Regions from separate parts of the Homo sapiens genome. Here region 2 is linked to region 1. A link is an interaction called in ENCODE POLR2A ChIA-PET data of the cell type or tissue named here. Cell type or tissue: HCT116. All regions are shown on one strand. Links, peaks and the distances in the headings refer to the core of each region. The heading gives the core; the rest is flanking DNA. Region 1 has its middle 9.5 kb from the start of SYNC. Region 2 overlaps S100PBP (S100P binding protein).

Region 1 (5,375 bases), core at 111-5,110:
GTCTCCCAAAGTGCTGGGATTACAGGCATGAGCCACCACGCCTGGCCTCTGCTCACTTTCTTTGTGCCAAGAGCTCCAGCAACCCGTCTAGAGGTGGGAGGAGGGTGGTACAGAGATGCCCTGGCAGGGCCCTCAGACCCACCACTTCTGTTTTTTGTTTTCAGACAGAGTCTTGCTCTTGCCCAGGCTGGAGTGCAGTGGTATGATCAGTGGGACCACAGGTGTGTGCCACCCCACCCGGCTAAATATTTTATTTTTTGTACAGATCACAGCCAGATAGAGGGGTATCTCACCATGTTGCCCAGGCTGGTCTTGAACTCTTGAACTCAAACGATCCTCCAGCCTTGACCTTCCAAAGTGCTGGGATTACAGGCATGAGCCACCGCACCCAGCCTTGACCTACTGCTTCTAGAGAGCCAGGGTATGAATCCAAGCTTTGGAGCGCTTACTTGCTGTGTGACCTTAGGAAAGTCACTCCACTTCATGGAAATTGTTTTCTTCTCTGTAAAATTAGATAACACAGCCAGGCGCGGTGGCTCACTCCTGTAATCCCAGCACTTTGGGAGGCCGAGGTGGGTGGATCACCTGAGGTCGGGAGTTCAAGACCAGCCTGACCAACATGGAGAAACCCCGTCTCTACTAAAAATACAAAATTAGCTGGGCATGGTGGTGCATGCCTGTAATCCCACCTACTCGGGAGGCTGAGGCAGGAGAATCGCTTGAACCCAGGAGGCGGAGGTTGCAGTGAGCCGAGATCGTGCCATTGCACTCCAGCCTGGGAAACAAGAGCAAAATTCTGTCTCAAAACAAAACAAAAACAAGAAATAATTAACTATTATTTTTGAAACTCCCCTTTCTCCTGCTTCCTCTCTCTGAAGCTGCAACCAGGGGCTGGCTGACTACAGCATGTGTTTTCACTCGCTCATTCATTCACTTCACCATTTGTTAGGCCAGACAATGTGTTAAACCCTAAGAACACAAAGACAGTAAGTCATTAAAGCAAGACCTATATCTGTATGACTTCATGGCTGTGTCCCTTGTCCCTAGGTTTTCAACAAATAGTGGCCAAATGATGTGTTCATGAAGAGTATAGTAATGAATAAGACAAATAGAAGAGAATAAAGAATGAAAAGAAAAAACAAATAGTGGCCAAATTAGTAAATGATGTTAGCTATATTCTTGAGCCCCTACTGCAAGCCAGATGCTAAACTAGTCTTTTTTTTTTTTTTTTGAGACAGAGTCTCGCTCTGTCACCCAGGCTGGAGTGCAGTGGCGCAATTTTGGCTCTCTGCAACCTCCACCTCCCGGATTCAAGCAATTCTCCTGCCTCAGCCTCCTGATTAGCTGGGATTACAGGCACCCACCACCATGCCTGGCTAATTTTTGTATTTTTAGTAGAGAGGAGATTTCGCCGTGTTGGCCAGGCTGGTCTCAGACTCCTGACCTCAGGTGATCTGCCTGCTTGGGCCTCCCAAAGTGCTGGGATTACAGGCCGGAGCCACTGCACCTGGGCTAGAAGGCATTTTATCTGCTTTAATGCAATAAATCTTCAGAACAGCCCTATAACATGGGGCCTGTAATAAAGCCCATTTACTGATGAGAAAACTGAGGCTTGGAGAGGTTATGCAACTTAGTTGACCAAAGTCACACAGAGAGGAAATGGTGGCACCCAAGATTCAATACACTGCCTCCACGAATAAATGATGTGTTATCCACATCATTGTCATTAACCTTGACTTTCAGAGACTTATAGTCTAGTGGGAATCTGGCAGCCTTTCCATCCTCAGACTTAGCCCCAAGGGGCCCAGGCATGGCCACAGACTTGTTTTGTGTCTCCGGGCAAATTACTTAACCTCTCTGGTTCTGCTTCCTTTTTTTTTTTTTTTTTTTTTTTTGAGACCAAGTCTTGCTCTGTCACCCAGGCTGGAGTGCAGTGGTGCCATCTCAGCTCACTGCAAGCTCCGCCTCTCAGGTTCATGCCATTCTCCTGCCTCAGACTCTCGAGTAGCTGGGACTACAGGCGCCCACCACCACGCCCAGCTAATTTTTTGTATTTTTAGTAGAGATGGGGTTTCACCATGTTAGCCAGGATGGTCTCGATCTCCTCACCTCGTGATCTGCCCACCTTGGCCCCCCAAAGTGCTGGGATTACAGACGTGAGCCACAGCGCCCGGCCACTTCTTTTTTTCTTTTTTTGAAACAAAGTCTCACTCTGTCACCCAGGCTGGAGTGCAGTGGCTGGATCTCAGCTCACTGCAACCTCCGCCTCCCGAGTTCAAGCAATTCTCCTGCCTTAGCCTCCTGAGTAGCTAGGATTACAGGCACTTGCCACCACGCCAGGCTAATTTTTGTATTTTTAGTAGAGACGGAGTTCCACTATGTTGGCCGGGCTAGTCTCAAACTCCTGACCTCAGGTGATCCACCCGCCTCGGCCTTCCAAAGTGCTGGGATTACAGGCGTGAGCCGCCGCGCCTGGCCCCCTGATTCTGCTTCTAGGAAATGAGATTGGGTGGGCGTTAAATGAGAAAATGTGCAGGAAATGCCCAGCCTTTTGCCCAGTATACAAGAGACACTTGATAAGTGTTCTTCTCTTTATTTCCTTCTTTCTCCCTGCCCTCTGGGACCGCTGTCTGGGAGCCATTGGGGCCTACCCGGTGCTGACCACCAGCCACCGCTTCAGAGGAAGCTGCGTTCAGGGTCGTTCCTCCCCAGGTCGGGCAATGCCGAGCACTGCCTCCAGGGGGCGCCGCCACGCCGACCCCGCGCCCCGGGGGTTGTCTTTTCCGCCGCAGCCGCGCGGGGCCGCCCGGGCCCTGAGTTTTCAGGACCGATGGCGCGCCGACAGTGGGGAGGTCGGCGTCCCAGCTGAATCAAGGACGTCCTTTAGCACCGCAGTGATAATGAACACACAACAATAATAGCCGCAGATCCACCCATAGCGAGCTGCTGGAGTTTAAAGGGCGCATGCGCTTGCTGGGAGGCTGTGGGACTCAGGGAAGGTGCCAGGCCTTAGACTCTGAGCTGGGTTCGAATCCAGAGCAGAGCAGTCTCTCACGTTTCCCCGCTCTGTACCCTTAGGCTTCTCTGAGCTTCTGCTTCCTTTTTTTTTTTTTTTTTTTTTTTTTTTTTTTTGAGACGACGGAGTCTGGCTGTGTCGCCCAGGCTGGAGTGCAGTGGCGCGATCTCCGGTCACTGCAAGTTCCGCCTTCCAGGTTCACGCCATTCTCCTGCCTCAGCCTCCCGAGTAGCTGGGACTACAGGCGCCCGCCACCACGCCTGGCTAATTTTTTTATATGTTTTTAGTAGAGACGGGGTTTCACTGTGTTAGCCAGGATGGTCTCGATCTCCCGATCTTGTGATCCACCGGCCTCGGCCGCCCAAAGTGCTGGGATTACAGGCGTGAGCCACTGCGCCCAGCCTCCTTTGTTTTCAAATGGGAAATGTATTATAGTTCTTGAGAGGAATAAATGAGCAACTTAGGAGAAGTGCATGTACCGTAATTCCCTCTGTCCTGTGAGGGAGCTCTGATTGAATTCCTTTGTGGAATGAGAACGCTGGGGACCCTTTCCCAGGCTCGCGGGCCTCCATGGGTCTCTCTCTCCCCTAGCACAGCCCAGAGGCCAGTCCAGGAGCTCTCTCCCTAAACCCCCTCTTCGGAGCTTCCCTACTCCTCTCTGGAGTTGGCAGCACCTTCAGCTCCTTGGACTCCTCTGGGAACTGCCCCTCCGTCCCCAGGTGCAGGCCCAAGCCAGCAATCTTCCCCTGGCCAATCCCACTACATCCCTCAAACTGAAGCAACGCCCCGTTTGTTCTCCTTACCGCTTCCAAAACCCCATCCAGCCATCTTCTCCAGAAAAACCTTTCCCCGTGTCCTCTCCCAGGTCCACAGCCTTTGCACATGCCACTCCTTGTATCTGGAACACCCTTTCCCCAAGCCCTAAAGCTTGTTACTCAGAACACAGCTTAAATATCACTTTTTCCAGGACGCTCCCTCCCTGTGGTCCTATGGTCGCCTGAGTTTCTTTTGCATTTCTTGTTTTTTTTTTTTTTTTTTTTTTTTTTTTGAGACAGTATCTCGCTCTGTCTCCCAGGCTGGAGTGCAGTGGCGCGCGATCTCGGCTCACTGCAAGCTCCACCTCCCGGGTTTTACGCCGTTCTCCTGCCTCAGCCTCGCGAGTAGCTGGGACTGCAGGCGTGCACCACCTACGCCCGACTAATTTTTTTTGGTATTTTTTTAGTAGAGATGGGGTTTCACCGTGTTAGCCAGGATGGTCTCGAACTCCTGACCTTGTGATCCGCCCACCTCGGCCTCCCAAAGTGCTGGGATTAGAGGCGTGAGCCACCGCGCCCGGCTGTTTTGTTTTGTTTTTTAAGATGCAGTCTCACTCTGTCCCCCAGGCTGGAGTGCAGTGGCGCGATCTCGGCTCACTGCAACCTCCACCTCCTGGGTTCAAGCAATTCTCTTGCCTCAGCCTTCTGAGTAGCTGGGAGGGACTACAGGTGTGCACCACCATGCCTGGCTACTTTTTGTATTTTTACAAAACTACTATATTGGCCAGGCTGGTCACTATATTGGTTTCACTCTATTGGTTTCACTATATTGGCCAGGCTGGTCTCGAACTCCTGACCTCAGGTGATCCGCCCGACTCAGCCTCCCAAAGTGCTGGGATTACATGTGTGAGCCACCATACCCAGCAGGATTTTTTTGTTTAGTGCCTAATCTCCCCTCATTACAGAGTGAAGCCCTCAAAAACAAGAACCTCATCAGTCAAGGGCTCCATGTTATGCCTAGGGCCCTGCCCTGTGAATGTTTGGTAAATGTGTGTCTAATGAATAAGCGATTCCACCCAACTGGGTCCACACTCACTAAGCTTTCTCAACAGCCTCGGCTCAAAGGCACATACACAGAGTCAACACAGCCACACACACACGCACACACATGCACAGAGTCACAAATGGTGCACAAATATGCAACAGGCTCACGCACAAAGCTGAATTCATCTGTGCTCACTACTCCTCTGTGTCCCAGGTCTGTTTTCTTTTGTGACTTGGGGTCCCTGAGAACAAGAGTGTTTTTTTTTTCTTTTTTTAGATGGAGTTTCACTCTTTCGCCCAGGCTGTAGTGAAGTGGCAAGATCTCGGCTCACTGCAACCTCTGCTTCCCAGGTTCAAGTGATTCTCCTGCCTCAGCATCCCGAGTAGCTGGGATTACAGGCACCCGTCAACATGCCCGGCTAGTTTTTGTATTTTTAGAAGAGACAAGATTTCCTCATGTTGGCCAGGCTAGTCTTGAACTCCTGACCTCAGGTGATCCACCTGCCTCAGCCTCCCAAAGTGCTAGAATTACAGGCATGAGCTACTGCACCTGGCAAGAG
Region 2 (5,375 bases), core at 84-5,083, 140 kb after region 1:
GGTACTCAGCATTATCCGTCCTCCTCCATTATGATATAAAAATTGATTCACTTTAAACTTACTAAGAACAGTTATTAAACTGGATGTTTCCCCAAAACCAGTCACCTTCATATTTATAGATTAAGATTTAGATGAATTGTTGACGTCATTCCTGAAATATTGGGGGTTTTTCCCTCCTTTATTTCATTCTTAGTCACAAAACAAAGGACAGTCTTTACCACCTTTTTGCCACAACTTAAAATAAACCCATGGTACTGATTGTTGGTCCAAGAAAGCCCATCTGTTAGAGACTATGAAGAGAAGAGAAAATTCAAATGTTCCCATTCTTGTTAGCATCTCTAAATTTGGAGGAAGATGAGGTTCAAACTATAAGCTAAAATGAGGTTTTTGGATTATTAGCCCCACCTGGGTTTGAATCCTGGCTTTCCTGATTTACTAGATGATAGATGAGTATCTTTTCTTTCTTTTTTTTTCTTTTTTTTTTGGAGACAGTGTCTTGCTCTGTCACTCAGGTTGGAGTGCAGTGGTATGATCATGGCTCACTGCAGCCTCCACCTCATGGGCTCAGGTGATCCTCCCACCTCAGCCCCCTGGAGTCGATGGGACTACAGGTGTGTACTACCACACCCGGGTACTTTTTGTAGAGACGGGGTTTCACCATGTTGCCCAGGCTGGTCTTGAACTCCTGGGCTCAAGCCATCCGCCTGCCTCGGCCTCCCAAAGTGCTGGGAAAGTATTTTTTTCTAAGCTTCAGTTTACTTGTGAATAAAATGGAGGTTATAGAGTTTGCCATCTGTGATTGTTAGAATTAAATTGTAGGATACATGCAAAGCAGTTAGCAAAGTACGTAGCACGTAAGAAGTGCTTGATAAATGTTAGCTCCCATTATCTCTAGATCATTAAGTCTTATTCATAATAAGAGTTAGGCTAGTCTAACAATAAGTTAGTTATTAGTGCTAAGGAAAATTAAAATTTTTTGGTACATGAGCTGAGATCTAATTATTGAGCCATTGTTTACAAGAGACATATGGCTATATGATTTTTACTTTCTAATCTCAACTATGAAATGTTGCTCCCAGAAAATTTTTTAAGGAAAGTCAATCCTATGATAGTTTTATATTGTTGGAATTCTGGCTTTGTCATTAGACATGTGACTTTGGGCAAATTAGTTAACTTTTCTGTGCCTCGGTTTCTTTACAGTTTTATATACTTTTGTCTGTAAAGCGGGGAAAATACCTTATAGGATTGTTGTAAAGAATAAATGAGTTGATATATATAAACTAGCACATAGGACAGTGCCTTTATTTATTTATTTAAACAGGCTTGATATATAATGTTATATAAATTGCTGCTGCTGGATTTGATTCCTAGAAGTTAAATATTTGAATATTAGGCCCCTTTGGCTAACTGGCTATTCTTCTCATCATTTAATGTGAATAGATATGTTTTTAGATTTATTATCTTTAGTTTCCATTGCCAGATTAATTTTCTAAAATGCAGGTGATAAGAAATGAGTGAGCTGAAGGACATGTTCTATAGATAATCTTGTGGTTCCATTTTGATGGACACAGAATTTCCATATATTGCTAGCCCTCCTTTGTGAAGCTTTGGTAGGAAAAATGTATCTTGAAATTTTTATAAAGCTGATTCTCCCCTCCCCTGCCTCCCACTGAAATGTCCTTTTTGGGTGACCACAGGGAGTGGAGTGCTAGCGAGGTGAAAGTGGGGTATTGGAAAGGCAATTTGAATTGAGACCTTTGATTTTAGCTTTACAAATCCAGCAGGTAAGGAATTTTCTAATCAAGAGTTACTTCCCTTCATGAGGAAACTCATTTCTGATTTATTTTTCCTTCTCAAGGAGTGACAGTAATGCCTTTTCTTTCCATGAATGAGATTGAACATTGTTTTTATCATGTTTATTGATCACTTGTAATAATTTTGCAAGTTGTCTATTCATGCCCTTGACCTTTTTTAAAAAATAAAGAGACTGTAGATAAAGGACATTAAACTTTTGCCAAGTATGTTTCAAATATATTTTTCATTTTGTCAATTATGTTTCATTTGGTCGTGCTTTTTTAACAGTAGAGAAACTTTTAATGAAATCTATAAATTTTTCCTAAAAAGTGTTATGGTTAGAAAAATATTTGAGTGCCATAAAATGTCATAGTTTATGTGTGGATGGATCCATTTAATAAACGTTTTTCCTTAAAATTTCACAGGATTTGCAGAGTCTTTGCAAGCTAACATAGACCTGAGGTGCTAACATCATAATAGCTACCACTCACTGCACACACGCTGTGTGCCATAGCAATGTGCTAGGTCTTTTACGTTCAATATTCCTAAAACTCAGCTTCAAGCTAAATTGTATTATCTGCTTTTCATAGATGAGTAGTGAGCCCTGAAGAAGTGAAATAATTTGCCCAGGGTCACAGAGCTAATTGATGGATTGGAATTTTAACTCAACTCTGCCTAACTCCAAAGTATACAGTATACTTTCTCTACAAAGCTCTACTTTTTGAGGCTTCAAATAAATTACATTTATCCTAAAAGTGACATTACTTTTACTAGAACTTGAAAATATGAGTCTGTAGCCTACTGAGACTGCTTTTGATTCCCGAAAGCACAGTAGATAAGGTAATGAAAAACATGTAAACGAGCTGAAAAGTCTCCACTGTCTAGGGCTTTGATTTTCAAAGTGTGCTTCTCAGCTGGGCATAGTAACTCACGCCTGTAATCCCAGCACTTTGAGAGAGCAAGGTGGGTGGATCACTTGAGGTCAGGAGTTCAAGAACAGCCTGGCCAACATGGTGAAACCCTGTCTCTACTAAAAATACAAAAATTAGCCAGGCATGGTGGCAGGCGCCTGTAATCCCAGCTACTTAGGAGGCTGAGGCAGGAGAATCACTTGAACCCGGGAGGAGGAGGTTGCGGTGAGCCGAGATCACACCACTGCACTCCAGCCTGGGTGACAGAGTGAGACTCCATCTCCCACCCCACTACCCACAAAAAAAAGAAAAAAAAAGTGTTTCTTAGACCACCAGCATTAGCATCACTTGGGAATTTGCTTGAAATGCAAATTCTCAGGCCCTACCCAGATCTGTAGTTTTCTGATTATGTATAATCAGAAAGTCTGGAGGCTAGGCCCAGCAATCTGTTTTACAATACCTCCAGTTGATTATAATGTATGTTAAAATTTGCGAACCACTGGTCTAGGGAAATTATTTCCTAACTAGTGTTTTATTTCTGCTTCTATTGAGTTTTAGCCTAAGTCTCAATCGTTGAGTGCAAAATTAGCATTATTGCATAGTGGCAAGGACATGGAGTCACACAGGAGCTAGTTGAATCCTGGGTCATCAAGAATTTCAGGGCCATGCATGGTGGCTCACACCTGTAATCCTAGCACTTTGGGAGGATCATTTGAGGTCAGGAATTGGAGTCCAGCCTCGCCAACATGATGAAACCCCATCTCTACTAAAAATATAAAAATTAGCCTGGCATGGTGATAGGCGCCTGTAGTCCCAGCTACCCAGGAGGCTGAGGCAGGGGAATCACTTGAACCCAAGAGGCAGAGGTTGCAGTGAACCGAAATCATGCCATTGCACTCTAGCCTGGACGACAGAGCAAGACTCTGTCTCAAAAAAAAAAAAAGTATTTCAGGCAAGTTCACCTCCCATAGTTTCCCATCTTTGAAATGATATTAATAACATCTATCTCCATGTAAGATTTTTTTTAGAATTAAGTAAGATAATATGTAAAGTGTCTAGTACATTGCTAGGATCCCAGGTGTTTGAGAAATTGCATCTAGCAATTTTTCTTGTTAGCAAAGAGCGCCCACCTCCATCTGTTCTAAACTCCTCTTGTTTCTTGAATGTATTTGCTGTCTTTTGTCTCTGGGGCTTTGTATTAACTGTTATCTTTTGGCATCCAACCTCCTACCCCTCTTTACCTCACTAATTTTATACATCCTTTAGATCCCTGCTATAGTTACTCCCCCTGGAGGGGGCTTTCCCTAACCCCCACCCCCCCAGTCTCTATAGCAGTCTGTATTTCTATCACTGCATTTATCACACCACTTTGGAATCATCTGTCTCCTGTATAAACTTCATTGAGGTAGTGTCTTGTTCACTGCCATATTCCTAGGGACAAGTAAAGTTCCCTGTATATTGTAGGAGCTAAGTGTTGAATGAATGAATGGTGGCTGCTATTATTGCTTCACCTTCACCCTCCAAGAGTAATCTCCCCATTCTGGTTTATAGTTTCTGTGCTCACTGCTTGTGATAATTGTAAGTATATATTGTTGAGAACAGTGCCTGTTTTCTCTTTCCCTGAAAACACATACTTTGACGTTGGCTGACGTAGTTCACTCAGCTGTTCCTAACCACTGATCCCTCTGTATCACAGGTATCTCGGGGGAGCTTTGTGCCTTGATGGATCAAGTTCATCATATGCAGCACTCAAAATGGCAGCATCCTTCGGACCTCACCACGCGGTGAGTGGGTGATTAGAAGAAGATGGAAAAGGGTAGAATGGCTGGGCGCGGTGGCTCACACCTGTAATCCCAGCACTTTGGGTGGCCAAGGTGGGTGGGTCGTTTGAGACCATCCTGGCTAACATGGTGAAACCCCATATCTACCAAAAATACAAAAATTAGCTGGGTGTGGTGGCAAGCATCTGTAGTCCCAGCCTCAGGAGGCTGAGGCAGGACAGTTGCTTGAATCTGGTGGCGAAGGTTGCAGTGAGCCAAGATGGTGCCACTGTACTCAAGCCTGGGCGGCAGAGCAAGACTCCGTCTAAAAAAAAAAAAAGAAAAGGCGGTGGGGGGGGGGCGCGTGAAATTTGGCTGCAGGAGGAATGTAGTGGGGAGTAGGGGTTGGAATTGTTTAATTCAAGAGGCAGGGGGAAAAAGTGATGCAGTATAATGGAATAAGAACTGGACTGAGGCTGAGCACAGTAGCTCACGCCTGTAATTCCAGCACTTTGGGAGGCCAAGGCAGGAGGATTGCTTGAGCCCAGGAGTTCGAGACCAGCCTGGCCAATGTGAGACCCCGTCGCTACAAAAAATACAAAAACTTAACTGGGCATGGTGGTGTGTGTCTGTAGTCCCTGAGAGTGCCTGAGAGAAAAGGATTGCTTGAAGCCCAGGAGCTTGAGGCTGTGATGAGCAATGATTGTGCCACTGCACTCCAGCCTGGGCAACAGGGCGAGACCCTGTCTCAAAAAACAAACAGACAAAACAAAAACTGGACTGAAATTCAGGAAACCTGAGTTCTAATACTAGCTTTGCAACTTGGTGTCAAAGGACCTTCCTAATTCTGAAATCTTCTGGAATTTTTTTTTTTTAAGACTCAAATTTAGTATTACAGTTTTCTGGATTC

What was found. Peaks named below come from ENCODE experiments on the same cell type or tissue, not always from the same donor. Only the 100,000 strongest peaks of a DNase experiment are listed, where the experiment ranks them.
Region 2: POLR2A ChIA-PET joins it to region 1 with 5 read pairs; 4 of 35 experiments call an interaction of 5 or more read pairs at or near these places.

What each region holds. Positions count from the first base shown.
Region 1 is chr1:32,709,599-32,714,973 of GRCh38, forward strand. No RefSeq gene overlaps it. Among named protein-coding and RNA genes, the nearest start is that of SYNC, 9.5 kb to the left of the region's middle. RefSeq lists silencers at 2,620-2,859, 4,730-5,024. In HCT116, for the core only: a CTCF peak has its summit at 2,760 (motif pointing right); a DNase peak (open chromatin) is centred at 2,863; H3K4me3 peaks cover 792 bases; H3K27ac peaks cover 1,113 bases.
Region 2 is chr1:32,848,678-32,854,052 of GRCh38, forward strand. S100PBP (S100P binding protein) reads left to right here. Exons shown (of 7, transcript NM_022753.4): 6 at 4,402-4,489. Among named protein-coding and RNA genes, the nearest start is that of FNDC5, 20 kb to the right of the region's middle. RefSeq lists an enhancer at 5,340-5,375. In HCT116, for the core only: no CTCF peak of the experiment used is centred there; no DNase peak of the experiment used is centred there.